Regions from separate parts of the Homo sapiens genome. Here region 2 is linked to region 1. The links are chromatin contacts, found by Hi-C or POLR2A ChIA-PET in ENCODE. All regions are on one chromosome and are shown on one strand. The core of a region is the stretch at or near the end of the contact, and the rest is flanking DNA. Distances in the headings are between cores, read along the strand shown. Region 1 overlaps FUT8 (fucosyltransferase 8). Region 2 has its middle 32 kb from the start of MIR4708.

Region 1 (7,947 bases), core at 1,766-4,265:
TTACTTGGGAAGCATTTGCTGATTCTGGGTAGGGATCACACAGAAGAGTGGTGTGAAAATTTGGAAACTGCAAGAGCAGTAAACACATAGCCAGTTTTCTCCATGATTGATTTGCTGGATTCTATGGCTCCAAGGCTAGACAGTAATTTTAAGACAGAATGAAATTTCTCATAGTCTTACGAAATTTACAGGATGAAGTCCTGCTTGAGGTCTACCTTAAACTCACAGCTAGTCTTCTCTTCAATGTATGTCAAATTTAGATGCTACATGGAGCAAGAGACCAAAGAGCAAAGCTCAAAACCTCTGAAGGGCAGAAGAAATGTCCTATACTTCAAATCTGAAGAGAAATCTACCAAATTGTCAATAAAAAGCCTAGAAGAATTATACCTGAGGAACAAGGAAGAAACAAAGTGGGCTAGGTTTTACTAAAACTAAAACACAGCCATGTTCAATCACTGATTGTACTGGATTGAAATATTAAGCCCAATCTCCAACAGAGAAAAGCCTCTGTAGCCTCCACAGTGCCTTTATACACAATATATTAAATTTAAAATCACTAGACATGCAAAGAGGCAGAAAATTTGACTAACAATCAAAATAAATATCAAAAGAAATCAACCAAAAGGTGATCCATGAAATAGAAATTAGGAGAAAATATAATAGTTATATTAGAATAACTATTTAAGAAATTAAAAGAAACATGGACAAGACAGATGAAAAATGGAGAATTTCCAAAGAAATTTGAAATTATCAAAAAGAATCAAGTGAGTATTCTAGAATCAAAAAATATAAAAAATTACTAACTGTGTGTGATTAACGGCACAATGAACAAAACAGAAGACAGGTGAAATAAGTTGGAAGCCAGTTCAATAGAAAATAATACAAAATAAAGTGCAAAGAGAAATTAGATCATGAAAGACACATAAAGCCATGTGAGATACCATAAAAATAAGTTTAATAATACATATAATTGGAATTCCATAAGGAAAAAAATAAAAAATAATGGCTTCAGAAGCAGTATTTGAAGAAATAGTAGCTGAGGGTTTTCCAAAATTGATAAAATACATCAACTCCCAGATTTAAGCAGCTCAGTGAACTTCAAGCTGAATAAAAACAAATAAAGCCATATCTAGGCACTCATAGTCAAGTGCTTAACACCAAAGACAAAAAAAAAAGTAAACTCAGCCAAAGAGAAAGATACGCTTCTTAAAATTGCAGACTTCTCAGAGACTATGAAAGGCAGGAATCAATGAAATGACATGTTTTAAATGCTTTTAAAAATTACTGCTAAAGTAAATTCTACACTCAATAGAAATATCTAACAAAATGAAAGATAAAGTTTTTAAAAAAGAGAATCTGAATTTATTGCTATCAAACCTGCACTATAAATACTATAGGATATTATTAAGGCTGAAGAACATGATTCAACATGAAAGAACTGAATAACAGGAAGGAGTAAAGAACACTAGAAAGAAAAAATATGTGGCCAATTATAAAAGAATATGAGTGTTTATAAAAATTAATAAATCTGAATAACTTAATTAACCAACCTAACTTAAATGACATATATACTAGATCAGACTCAGCAACAGAATACACATTTCTTAAGCATTCAACAACATAAGTCATTTGCTAAGCCATTAAATAAATTTCAAAGAACTGAAATATAGAATATAATTCTATCTGGTTGAAGAACAAACTAGAAATCAAAATCTGAAAGATAAACAGAATAGCCCAATTTGGAAATTAAGTAACAACTACTAAATAACCTATGGGTCATAGAAAAAAAAAATCACAATACAAATTTTAAAGTATTTTAAATTAATGACAAAAATAGAATATCAAAACTTATGGAATACAACTGAAAGCTGTGCTTAGAGAGAAATTTAAGGCTTTCCAGGACATAAAAGAAAATAAAATAGAAAACAGATATACAATAAAGAAAAAAAAAGCACAGAGGTTGGTTCTTTGAAAAAGCAAATTAAATTGATAAACTGTTAGCAAGATAAAAGGAGAAAACACAACCAATATTAAGAATGAAAAAGGAGACATTACTATAGATATACAAGTATGGAGAAGAAAATAAAATGGCACTAAGAACAATTTTAAGCTAGAACATTTGAACATGCTGATAAAATGAACACATGCTTTGAAAAACACGTCTCACCAAAATTGACATGAGAAAAAAAAAGAGCTGAACAGTCCAATTTATATTAAAGAGATGAAATCCAGAATCTAAAATCTTCCCATATGTTCTCCTTCCTCGCCACCACCCTTCCCCACAAAAAGACTCCAGGCCCAGATAACTTCACTGGTAGAATTATAATATTTAAAAGAAAATGAATATCAACTTTACATAAACTTTTCCAGAGAACAGAATTGGCCTGCATAAACCTTGATAACCTGAAAGACATCACAAGAAGGAAAAATCATAAATAAACAGCTCATTTATATAGAAAAAATCCAAAACAAAATGTTAGCAAATTTAATCCAGTAAAATGTTAAAAAGTTACAAGAAATTCCAGGGAGAGAATATCTGCTTAATCAGGCCTATCAGGATAGGAATGTTGTTCCCACTGTAATGTTCTCAGGGAAGGAGTATCTTTCATTATATCTTAAAAATAAGATATTCTTGATAACATGAGGAATAATGGATACAAGATTGAAAAAGCAAAAGGCAGATATCATGAAAGGTTATAATTAGATGGCAGGTGCTGTACACATTCCAATCTATCTCACTGGCTTTAAGAATATATGTACACTTCTTATATGAGAGACTAGGAGTTATAGAGAAGACGGTCTAGAGCAAAATCTTCCAACCAACCAACTAGAACAAAGGCAACCCACTTTTTAACACAATCTTCTCAAACAACAGTAAAACATGACCTGTGAAGAACCACTTCAGTTTCCTTTCTACCCAACTCAGTATACTTCTGTTGCCTGGGACAAATTTTTCCACCAGAAGATTTGTGCTTTGTCTGTAACCCGTATTGGCAGATGACACACAGCTCAGAAAAACAGGTAATCGGAAATTAATCATACATTCTTTGTGGTTTTTAAATTTACAGTTTTACAGCTAGCATCTAAATTCTAGAAGAAATCTCTTCTCCTTTCCTAGACCAAACAAATAAACAAAAAAACTATTAATCGGCCAAAAGGCCAAAAGCCACATTTGAATTTTTTTAAGTTCTGTTCTCAAAAATAAATGTCCCTAGAATAACAAGGATTAGGTTAAAAGGAAAGTTGTCAATTAAGCACTTTTTAGATTTTACAACTCCATGAGATTGACATCCAACCAGGTTGAGGTTCACTGCTCAAGGGGATTTCTGCACAAACCAACAATTTTCTGGGTGTTTTCTGGTAAATTTCAACTCTAGGAAGCAACATGGCTGGTTCAAGTCCCAAGGAGCAAAAATTCTGTGAGCAAATAGCTATTTCACATTATTAAACTTGAAACAAAACGAACATGAAGCATAAAAGGACTGAGAAAGTGATAATTTCTAAATTTTTTAAAGGCCCACTACATGTGTTCTAACATGATACCAATGAACAAGAAAGAAAGAGATGTCTGGGAAACTCTAAATACAGGCATGTTGAAAACCTAAGCATCAAAGTCAACTGATTCAATCATTAATTTCAGTGTAAGTTGCATTACCTCTTATCTAGATTAATACTTTAAGAGTTTCCCAAGAAATATCTTAACTCCAATCTGGCACATGCACCAAATCCACCTGAAAATCTAAATCTTCCTCAACCATTTTCACTGTGTCATTCCTCTGCTGAAAACCAACTATTGTTCTCTATTATCTATCAATCGGGTCTATACATAACTCTGGCTATATAAGCCCACCATGATTTGACCTAATCCAATCTATTCAACTTCCCTTCTGTGGTGAGAACGGTAGGTTAAATGCGGTTACACATTCTTTGTAGTTCCATCAACCAAGATGCAGTATCTATTTCTTCCATTTTTGAATATGGGTAGGCCTCTTGACTTGCAATGAACAGAATGTGGCAGAATTGACACTGTGTTACTTCTGATGCTCAGTCTCAAGAGGCCATGCAATTCCTGCTATTTTCCTCTTGGAACACTACCATGTAAGAAATCTGGGCTATCCTTCCAGAAAAGAAATATGGAAGTGAGCCAGTTAATGGTCGACCTAATTGCCAAATATGTAAGTGAGGTCATCTTGGACTGCCCAACCATAACCAAGCCACCAGATGACTGCAGCCACATGAGTGACCCTATTTATAATTAGAAAAAAAGCCTAGCTGAAGTTAACCCAAATTGGAAAAATCAAGAGCAAATAAATGATTGTTTTATGCCACCATGTTTTTGTTTTTTATTATATTATACCATATTTTATATTACTAATAAATATAATTTTGTGTTTATATGTTTTTTAAAAATAATTTTTTCAAAGAACTTATTAAAAGAAAACAGTTTGATTTTTTAAAATAGACAACAGATTCTTTGGTGAAATGAATAAACACTTCACCAAAGATGACATATGAATGGCAAATCAACACATTAAAAAAATGGCCAATATCATTCATTACAGAAATATAAATTGAAACCTCAATGAGATAGTATTATATATCTGTTACAATGACTAAAATAAAGATAACTGACAATAGCAAATGCTGGGTAGGAGGAGAGCAAGTAGAACTCTCAAGAATTTCTGGTAGGAATTTCAAAACGGTACAGGTACTCTAGAAAAAGAACTGGGTTGCTTCTTATAAAGTTAAATATGCAGTTAACATATGACCCAGCAGTTCCACTCCTAGGTATTTGCCCAAGAGAAATAAAAACTATGGTCATACAAAAGTTTATGAAACAAAGGTTAATAGTGACTTTGTTCACAACTGCCCCAAAATGGAAATAACCTCACATTCTTCAATTGGTGAATGGATTAAAAAAAAAAAAGTGATATATCTTGCTATGATTTGGATGTGGTTTGTCCTCATCAAAACTCACGTTGAAATTTGATCCCCAACATGGCAGTATTGGCAGGTGGGACCTAGTGGGAGGTATTTGGGTTATGGAGCTAGATCCCTCATGAATAAATTAATGCTCCTCCTTCAGAGATGACTGAGTTCTCCTTCTCATGGGAATGGAATAGTTACCAAAAGAGCAGGTTGTTTAAAAAAGTCTGGCTTCCTCGGTTTCTGTCTTGCTTCCTCTCTTATCATGTGATCTCTTTATACACGCTTACTCTCCTTCCACTTCCCACCATGAATTGAAGCAGCCTCAGGCCCTCACCAGATGCAGCTGTTCAATCTTGGACTTTCTGGCCACCAGAATCATGAGCCAAATAACTTCTTTCTCTATAAACTATCCAGTGTCAGGTATTCTGTGATAGCAATGCTAAATGGGCTAAGACACATCAATATAACGGAATACTACTCAACATTTAAAAAGAATAAAAATACTACTCAGCAATAAAAAAGAATGAACTACTAATACAGACAATAGTATTGATGAAACTCAAAAACATTATAGTAAGTGAAAAAAGACAGACTCAAAAGGCTACATACTATGTAATTCAATTTATATGACATTCTGAAACAGGAAAAAAGTGTGACAGAAATCAGATCAGTTAAGTGCCAGGGACAGGAGGTCAGGACAGAATTTGACCATAAGAGGGAACAACAGAATTCTAGAGGGAGGTAGAATTCATCTATAGTTTTTGTGATGGTTACGTGACTGTATTTGCCAAAACTCACAGACATCTACGATAAAGGAAGTGAATTTTATGTACAGACATTACTCATCAATAGATCAGATTTACACAAATACACTGCAACCTCCTATATATTGTGCTTCTACATTTGCATCCCTCCAAGATACGATATTTAAATTATTTTCCTAAATTTCTAAAACTATCAACAAAATCAGAAAATTCTAGCCGAAAGATTTGTTAATGGCTTTTCAGATTATTGACTTGAATCTAGAAAATCTAAAAAATTGTAGTTTCAAGCTTTTGTGTTGCTTTCCAACTCCAATCCATATGCCTTATCTCAAAGAAACGACCTAGTTATAAACATCTGAATTAATCTTTTGTAGTCTGACTTGTGAACACATTTTCTTATATGAAAAAGACATAGCAAATTGAGTACAAAATATTAACTTAATTACTATAAGGGGAAAAAAATCCCAATGCTAGTAGCACCTCCATTGCTCTTCCTTTCATGCCAGAGGGCTCTAAAACGACATCCCTTTGGAAGAAATACAAATGGCCCCAGCAGTAAAGTCAATGAAAGGGCCCAATGAGGTTGAGGGAAAATAACTATAAACTATTTTCCTGAAATTATATTCCCTTATATAAACATGGGCCTATTTGCTTAGTCTGTTTTCAGACTGTAATTACATGGTATTACCACATGACTTAGGTGATTCAGCTCTTGAAAGTAGTCTCTACATTTAAATGTAGTTGAGAAATTAATTTCAACATATAAGAATATAAAGAAAGTGACTTAATAGACCTAAAGATTATTTTGCAGAAAGAAAAACCCATACTAAAGCAAGCTTTCCCTTCATGCAACAAAAACAAGACATTTGGCAGTCAGAAATAAACAAATTGAAATATCAGTATTGAAGATGGAACCATAAGGAAAGTGAGCAATTATTTATAAGTCTAAATTGTTAAGGGGAAAAATCTTTTTAGGAGCAAAATTCCCATGATATAGAAGGAGATTTGATTACAATCAAAGCAAACTCCAAAATCAACTAGAATAGTAGCTATTCTTGGTGATCTCATACCTAAGATGTTTAGGTCACTGATTTCTCTGTTTTCTGCTCAGGAAGGCAATACAGTTATTCAGAGTTTAGGTTGTGGAGTCATACTACTGGGATTCAAAGTAGGCTCTACCACTTGTGAAAAGTGTGACCTTCAGCAAATTAAATTACTTAACATCTCTATAATTGTTAATCTGTAAAATGGTTACAAAAATGGTACTAACATCTCATAAAGATAGTGTGAAATTCAGTGAGATGATCCATGCAAAGTCCTTGGCACAGTACCTGGCATGTAATAAATGACAGCTATTATTACTAACCCCTAAATTATCAATCTTTAGAATGAATGAATAAGACTCTACTGAAAGATCACCTTCCTCCATGATGTTCCCTGAGTACCCCAAGTAGGAAAGAAAATAATAGACAAATTCAAGAAGTTCTGTCCACTTTCTAATCCCTGACTGCTTGCTATCTTCTTGAATGGTACAAATGACAAGAATAATGTTTCATTCATTTTTGTCTTAACACGTAGCATTGTCTTTCAAAGGACATAAAAGGACCCAAATAATATTATGAAGAAAAAGTTATGAAACTAGACAAAGGGAAAAATCCGAGTTCTAAACAAAGAGTGAAGGGCAGTGAGAGTAGAAAATGAGAGCACCATGGGCATCCTCTCTATAGCATCAAGGGTAATTTAACACTGCCAACTACATTCTTCCTTCACAGAATGTTCCTCAGTTTCCGTAACAGCTCTGTCCCACTATTCTTCCCCAACTATTCTAAAGGCTTTCTGTACAATTGGATGTTTCCACTTTCTACTCCTTAATTTATGTGTTTCTCAAAGAGAAATGAACTTTCAGCTCTTTCTCTATACCACTTCCCTTAGGGTCAATTACCACCTCTGGAGTAAGGATTCTCAAATCTTCATTTCTAGCTTCTCTAGTTTGAGAGAGTGAGTACTACATGATCATCTTCGCATATAAGATACTAGGTAATGTTTTACCTCAATAACTTTGGAAAAAAATACAGAGATCGCCTATGTAATATTATGTTTACTTGCTCCCTGAAAATATATAGGAGACTTTGGTTTTCAAACAGTTGATGCCTTCTAATAGATATATGTCACATTTTTTACAGACTAGAAATAGCAATGATAATCATTCTCCGCATTCCAGATCCAGTTGTTTAATGATAAACTTTTGTTTCTG
Region 2 (7,947 bases), core at 3,185-5,684, 260 kb after region 1:
CTATAAAGAAATACTTGAGGCTGGGTAATTTATAAAGAAACGTGGTTGATGTGGCTCATGATTCTGCAGGCTGTACCAGAAGCATGGCATAAGAATCTGCTTCTGGTGAGGGCTTCAGGCTGCCTCCACTCATGGTGTGAGGCAAAGGGGAGCTGGTGTTTAGAAATCATGTGGTGAGCGAGGAAGCAAGAGAGAGGGGGAAGGTGCCAGGCTCTTTCTAACCATCAGCTCTTATAAGAACTAGTAGAGTGAGAACTCATTACCTCGAGGAGGCACCAAGCCAGTCATGAGGGATTCAGCCCCATGACCCTAAAACCTATTAGGCCCCACCTCCAACACTGGGGATCAATTTCTTTGGGGGGGGACCAAAGAAACCATATCTAAACCATAGCAGTGATAAAGTCACCAGTTCTGCTAATATGACTGTAGTTTCTTACCTGTATTACTACTCAAGAAAACGCTAAAATCATTTAGAAGTTAGTAAAAAATATATATATTTTTTTCATTCAAGTACATAGAGTCTCTGAATTTTATTCACTGACCTCACGGCGGGTCCACGGACTCAGGATAAGAACTCCTGAACCGGAGTCCAAGACCAGCCTGATCAACATGGTGAAACCCTGTCTCTACTAAAAATACAAAAAAATTAGCTGGGCGTGGTGGCGTGTGCCTGTAATCCCAGTTACTCAGCAGGCTGAGGCAAGAGAATCACTTGAACCCAGGAGGCAGAGGTTGCAGTGAGCCGAGATTGCGCCACTGTACTCCAGCCTGGGCGACAGAGCGAGACCCTGTCTCAAAAAAAAAAAAAAAAGAAAAGAAAAGAAAGAAATCCTAAGCCTTACCTAGTGAATGTTTGATACTAGAGAAGCCACTCAAAAGGGCCTCATTATTAGTAATGCCCATAATGGGGACACCAATGTCTTGGCCAACAGGGTCTCTCCTGGGAATCCCAAAGCAGTCTGTAGGGCTGGGCTGCATATAGAATCTCCCCAACTGGCCAGGCATTGTGGCTCACGACTGTAATCCCAGCACTTGGAAGGCCGAGATACGCAGATCACCTGAGGTCGGAGTTCAAGACTAGCCTGGCCAACATGGTGAAACCCCATCTCTACTAAAAATACCCAAAAAATTAGCCGAGCGTGGTGGCAGACACCTGTAATCCCAGCTACTCAGGAGGCTGAGGTGGGAGAATCGCTTGAACCTGGGAGGCGGAGATTGCAGTGAGCCGAGATGACGTCACTGCACACTCTAGCCTGGGTGACAGAGCGAGACTCTGTCTCAAAAAAAAAAAAAAAAAAAAAAAAAAAATCTCAACTGTGTGTTCCCAGTCCCCACAAAGACTTCACAAAAGCAGAGTCTTCATCTATGATGAGTGCTACAAGAACACAGGCAGCTACAATGTAGCATCGGTCTGGCACAGGTCAACTTCTTTCTCAGCAAATCTAGTTTTTCCTAAGGAAGCAGCAGAGATCTATGGCAGACTCTAACACAGACACACCCATTCACTTTACCTCCAGAGCACTTTTCCCTTCCAGCTACTATATCCCCACATTTGCATAATTAAATGAGCCATTACACTGGTTTTTCCAAAACTAAGTAACCATCTGCCCTAAAGTTGTATCCATGTCTTGCCTCTTAGAAAATTCAAGACTCACTTCTGGATTCTTTTAAAAGCCTAGGTTTATTGTTGAATTTCCCTGTGTGTTTTCTCCTCTTTTCACAAACATTTCAAAAGTCTTCAGGTCAAAACTCAGTCCCACCTCAAACATCCTGAGCTCCCTTCTCTCAGGCAGTCTCTGAAGCACATGGCCCAGCCCTGTGATGGCGACAGCACAGGGAGATCTCCTTCCCATCAGAGTCACTGGTAGCTCTCTCCCCCTCACTACCACAGGGCCCTGACGTGGCTTTCACAAGAGTCCCACAGCAGGAAGATGCCACTCAGGGGGCACAAGCTGACTGGGATGCTAGAAGGGGATAGGATCAGAGATCAAGAAAAGCAGAAGAATAGCTTCCTCCACTTCCAGCTCTGTTCTCTTTTGTTCTCAGGCCAGGAGGGTGTTTAGCACCCTGAGGGGACCGTGTCCTGGACAGCTTAGTAAAAAGGAGAGAAGCCTGGGCACAGTGGCTCACACTTATAATCCCAGCACTTTGGGAGGCCGAGGCAGGCGGATCACGAGGTCAGGAGTTCGAGACCAGCCTGGCCAATATGGTGAAACCCTGTCTCTACTAAAAATACAAAAATTAGCTGGGCGTGGTGGCGGGTGCCTGCAATCCCAGCTACTCAGGAGGCTGAGGCAGAATTGCTTGAACCTGGGAGGCGGAGGTTGCAGTGAGCCGAGATCACACCACTGTACTCCAGCCTGGGTGACACAGTGAGAGACTCCGTCTCAAAAAAGAAAAAAAAAAAAAAAGGAGAGAAAATACAGAATCAATCTAAGTGCAAGTGTTATTCTCACTGGCACCTGCATGTGGGAGGCTGGCCAAGAGAGAAGAGCTAGGTGGAAGGAAGTGGCGCGAGGCAGATGAGGAGGCCAGAGGACAGGAGAAGGGGCTGGGCAGGGTCTCTGCCTTCCTGCCCTCTGGAGGCACTCACTTTATCACACTGGTGGCTAGGGATGCTGGGGTCAGGAGGGGCAGCGAAACAGGCTTGCACCTCCATGGGTGCCTCTGCCCTCATCCAGCACCCTATGCACAGGCCGCATGCCACTCTGGTCATGCCTACCATGGCTGGCAGGTGCTATTTATCACTGGGTCTTTTTACCTAAATGTGGCAGGGAGAGAGGATAAGGAGGGGAAACTCTTCACAGAAAAATGTTCTTTCTCTCTAGATCCACGGGCTCCTTATTCTTCACACGTCTGACTTGATCCTTTGCTTCTTCCAGATTCAGACCTTTCTTGTAAGTGGTCCCTTCCCGAGTCCCAGTGTGCTCATTCTTCCAGGGGCTCGTAGTTACTGCCTTGAGGGAACCGTTTGGGTGTCAGCCACCTGACCCCAGGTTACAAGCAGAGGAGCCACAATTAGCCTCTATTCAAACAAAGGATTCCATCTATAGAAGCTCATTTGTTTTCCTCGCTGCAGCTGGCTGGGCTGGGGGGCTGGGGGGCTGGGAGGGGGTTTCTCTGTCACTTTTTTCTTAAACTTTTCCTTTACATCCAGGAAATGACCAGTTCATTACAGTTAAAGAGTAAGTTAGGGGCCGTCCCAGCAACCAGCCAGCTCCTTGTATTTCGGGCTTTTTGTTCCATTAAAATACCAGAAGAGCTGTTTCATTCGGGCACTCCCTTTCCGGGGCTTGAAGAGAACCCAGAGGTGATTTCCAGCCATGGGTCTCCCTGTGAGCCTTGTAAACCCTCAAAATCACCACCCTCCCCTTGTATCAGGAAGCTTAGGGCAAACACCTCCAGCTCTAGTGAAAGCTGGATTTCCTACCCGCCTCCCACCCCTAACCCTCCAGCCCCATCCCCAAAGTACCACTGGATTCTGGAGTCAGATGAGCCCCAGCTGTGTCGCTTCCTAGCTTCGTGCTCATGGGCAAGTCAGTTAAACTCTCTGAGCCTCAGAAGGGAATAATGATAATGGTGATACCAACTCGGAAGGTTTGCAGAGATTAAAACCCAGTGGGATTTGTAAATGATGCTTAATAGACTTTAAAAGCCTATTTAAAGTTAGACAGCATCATTTCTCAGAATGCTGGGCTAGAGAGGAGCTTTTAAGATTTTTTCTTGTGTGCCTAGAATGTAAGCATCTGCAATGGCACTTCTAACACCCCTGGTGAGGGAGTCCTAATCAAATAAGGGTGGGTCTACTTGTCATGTGTCCTTCAAAGAGTTAAATACTAAAAAGAAACTTGCAAACCTTAAGGGAACCTCAGTGCTGGACACAGTGGGAGAAAATCTATCTCCGTTTCCTGATGGTTCTGGGTAACTGTGTGAACTTAAGAGGCTTAAGAAGACATAGGAAACAGTCACACCTGCCTCACAGATGATCTGAGTTGACAGTCACCCACAGCCCCCAAAGTTGTGGTGGCCTAGGAATGACAGCACAGAAAATCACCCCAGTTTCAGTCTGACTGGACCCCACCCTGCTCCCTCCCACCCCATCCCCTTCTGCCCTCTTTATTCTTGTCTCTCTGAATTGACAGTGGGTCAGGTCTGTCCAGAAAGGGTTAACCTTCAGGCTGTCGGCCAGGTGATTACTAAACTGGAGCCCTGACTTTTATTTACTGGCACATAAATCTTTGCTTTGACAATTGTGTCTGAGTGTTTTAACGCCTAGCTGGCCCTGCTGGAGTTTGTTTGACCATGTTTTGAAAAGTGACTTCAGTGCTTGTGGTAGTAATTGGCCTGGCACCACGAGCTGGCGACACGGCAGCGTGATGGACTGCAGCAATTTGAACTCAGCAGCTGATTTATTTTCTGTGGCTTTCTGCTTCTGCTGCTTCTGGTACTGCAAAGGCATGAAGTGGTCAAAGCCAACATGGGGCCCAGGGCCTTCTATCTGGTAGGTATGCATGGCGTGTGGAGGTGGTGTTTTTCTGCTAGATGTCCTTCTAGAAATGGCCAGGAATTTTCCAATGGCTCATGATAGAAAAGCCTCCTATGTAGTGTTTGGCCTGTGATAGTCCTTTGGGTTCAGTGTCTACCAGGTTGACCTGAGATACGCTTTGCATATCTCAGTGTAGACATAAACCCGAATGAGAACAAGCAGAGAAGATTTATGGAGAGCTCTCTATAGCGAGGGAGTCAGCCACTAGCACTTGGTTTTAGCAGATAGTCAAAGTCAGGCGGGGGAGTAGGCAAGCTTTAGAGTGAGAAAAAAAGGGGAGGGCTTCAGGTGTGCTCTGATAGGAGGTTGTTGGCATGAAAGAGCTGGAGGCAGGCTACTGAGAAGCAGGGTGCCCTATAGAATTGGTGTAGAGAGCATATCTGGCTTTCTCTGGTTGGTCCTGAGTTGGAAGGAGGGCCAAAATTTAGGGAACCTGGCAATGATTGACCAAGTCCTGACTGGGGGCTGATTGCTATAGAGGCTGTGGTTTGGCTTCCTGGGCTGGTCGCTACAGAGGCTGTGGATCAGAGTTCAGTTTTCATATATGGTCTGGCCATTGTCCATTTGCATATTTGGTCTCTCGATGGAGACTAAATTTGAGAATCCTGGTCAGTCTGGATTACGTTGGCATGGTTAAGCTGCTGCCTAGTAAAAATGTATTGCGCAGATGTTTATCATAGCGGTAGTTATAATTGCAAAAAAACACAAAACATAAAACAAGGCTGGAAACAGCCAGAATAGTCAATTTTATAGAATTAAAATTAAGGTGTACCCACATTGCGCTAAACTTTAAAAGTGAAGACATTCTAATGACATTGGAAATGTTTATAAATGTGATGCAAAATGACAACTTGATTCAAAAATCATACATACTATGTAATTTTAGGTATAAACAGAGGTTGGAGAGTCTTCCTGGCCCTTAATTTTTAGGTAAGATGTCCTCAAATACCCGTCACAGGGGTATAGGCAGTCCATTACCCCCCTGGGATTTCTGAAAACTTTCTGAAGATGCATACAATCGTCCTATGCATACAATCACCCAGGCTGTGAGCTCCTACTTCCCCAGGATTATTTAAATTCTGGAATATTGGCTCATCACCTGTCACACGCTGCCTCTAACCTATGCCATGTCAATCCAGTTGTAGAGCTCAGTTCTTTCCTTAATTTCAACAAAAACTCAGTCACCTAAGGCTTTGCATAGAGCAGAGGTATCCAATCTTTTGGCTTCCCTGGGCCACATTGGAAGAAGAAGAATTGTCTTGGGCCACACATAAAATACACTAACACTAACGATAGCTGATGAACTAAAAAAAAAAAAAAAAAAAAATGGTCCGTGCATAAATCTCATAATGTTTTAAGAGAGTATACAAATTTGTGTTGGGCCACATCCAAAGCCGTCCTGGGCCACATGCAGTCCGTAGGCCGCGGTTTAGACAAGCTTGGCATGGAGGGATTTATATCCTGCTAGGCATACTAAAAAATCAATATTGTTAGCTGGGTGTGGTGGCTCACACCTGTAATCCCAGCACTTTGGTAGCTGAGGTGGGTGGATCACTTGAAGTTAAGCGTTTTGGACCAGTCTGGGCAACAAAGCGAGATCCTTTCTCTACACTAAATTTATACACACACACACACACACACACACACACACACACACACACACACACACACACATATATGGCACTCTATAGATATAAGCTCTCTCTACATACATATTATGTATTCTCTCAGTCTGTCTGTCCCTTGGCATTTTTCCCTGTTCCGGATCCAGTCTCCCGATATGTTCTCGAGCCACTTTGTCTTCCTTTTCTTTCCTTTCTCTTCCTCCTCTGCCCTCACCTTCTAGAGGAAACACAGATCCTTCCTAAGGGATAATAACGGCATAACATAACGCAACCAATTCATCTCTCTCCAGTTCCTGCTGCAAACTTTGCTCTCCCTCCACATATCCAAGAACTCTGCTAAAGCTTTAAAATTACCAATTGTATTTTTTTTTTTTTGAGACAGAGTTTCGCTCTTGTTGCCCAGGCTAGAGTGCAATGGCGCGATCTCAGCTCACGGCAACCTCTGCCTCCTGGGTTCAAGTGATTCTCCTGCCTCAGCCTCCCGAGTAGCTGGGATTACAGGCATGTGCAACCATGCCTGGCTAATTTTTGTATTTTTAATAGAGACAGGTTTTCTCCATGTTAGTCAGGCTGGTCTTGAACTCCCGACCTCAGGTGATCTGTCCGCCTCAGCCTCCCAAAGTGCTGGGATTACAGGTATGAGCCCCCATGCCTGGCCACCAATTGTATTTTTAAGGGCTGCCAGGTTACATTTGCTCTGAGAAACAGGACTTCTTTTCCTCCCAGGCCCTGTTGGGTGAGTAGGGGAGGGAGTGGGTGTGGGCAGGTGTTTTTTCCAGTAACACAGAGTTGTTTGAAGATTAAAGACAGGGTACATACAATTCCTAGCACAGGCCCTGGCACTGTGATTGCGCTTGTTGCTTTATCAAACAGTATCAAAGGGGGCCTCCTCAGGTCTTCTGAGTTTCTAAGCCTTATCAGCATTTTGCATATCAGACACCGGCTCTGCAGATAACTCCTTCCTTACCGGCTTCTGTGCAATTTTTCCTCTAATCTGTTCTTAAAGGGTAGAACTTTCTACCTCTGCTTTTTACCAAATAATCTTAATCAGTTTTGTTTTTCTAATGTTTATCCAAGAAGTCCTTAATTTTGTAATTCTCGGTATTAATTTTCAGTTGATCAAATCTGAAAGGCCTAAGAAAGTTAATGCTTTTACTGTCGAATTTTTCCCTTTTAAAAGTGATGAGGCTCTGGGCTGGAAACAAGCTGTCTTTAGATGGGGGCTCATGTCTGGTCTTGGGTATAGGGCCAGTGGAGAACCCTGTCAGGAGCCTTTTTTTGTATGAGGGACCTGGAAGCCACCAGAAAAGACTCTTTCTACGAGAGTGAGAGGCTGGGTGGGTTGCTCAGATCTGTAATCCCAGCACCTTGGGAGGCTGATGTGGGAGAATCACTGAGGCCAGGAGTTTGAGGTCAGCCTGGACAACATAGTGAGACCCTATCTCTACAAAAATAAAGATTAAAAAAAAAATAGCTTGGCACGGCGAACGTGCCTGTAGCCCCAGCTACTCAGGAGGCTGAGGTGGGAGGTCTCCAGAGATTTTTCTTTTTAAAAACATATTTATTTATTTATTTATTTAGAGACAGGGTCTTGCTATATTGCCCAGGTGCCTATTGACAGGCATAATGATAGTGTACTACAGTCTCAAACTCCTGGGCTAAGAGGACTTACTGGTGAACATACCTGAGACACCCCTGATGACTTACAGAAATGTCTGAGGGGAACCCTGAGGAATGACAAGGTCTACAAAGATTTTTTTCTTTTCTTTCCTTTTC

Evidence for each region. Hi-C counts contacts between places; a loop is a spot of excess contacts on that map. ChIA-PET counts read pairs that join two places held with the same protein, here RNA polymerase II (POLR2A). Pooled maps may share reads with other maps.
Region 2: a pooled map shows a loop between it and region 1 (2.0-fold over the local background). The contact joins two enhancer-like sites. A Hi-C loop is called at or near these places in 2 of 50 pooled maps. POLR2A ChIA-PET finds 5 or more read pairs at or near these places in 3 of 52 experiments (OCI-LY7, activated B cell and activated naive CD8-positive, alpha-beta T cell).

Annotation. Positions count from the first base shown.
Region 1 is chr14:65,562,364-65,570,310 of GRCh38, reverse strand. The region is part of intron 3 of FUT8 (fucosyltransferase 8); the gene reads right to left. Among named protein-coding and RNA genes, the nearest start is that of MIR625, 95 kb to the right of the region's middle. Within about 2 kb of position 3,015, at least 2 of the 41 ENCODE cell types and tissues checked have a DNase peak (open chromatin) inside an H3K27ac peak, as active enhancers do.
Region 2 is chr14:65,299,083-65,307,029 of GRCh38, reverse strand. No RefSeq gene overlaps it. Among named protein-coding and RNA genes, the nearest start is that of MIR4708, 32 kb to the left of the region's middle. RefSeq lists enhancers at 2,329-2,428, 4,559-4,628, 4,649-4,748 and a silencer at 3,979-4,078. Within about 2 kb of position 4,434, at least 10 of the 41 ENCODE cell types and tissues checked have a DNase peak (open chromatin) inside an H3K27ac peak, as active enhancers do.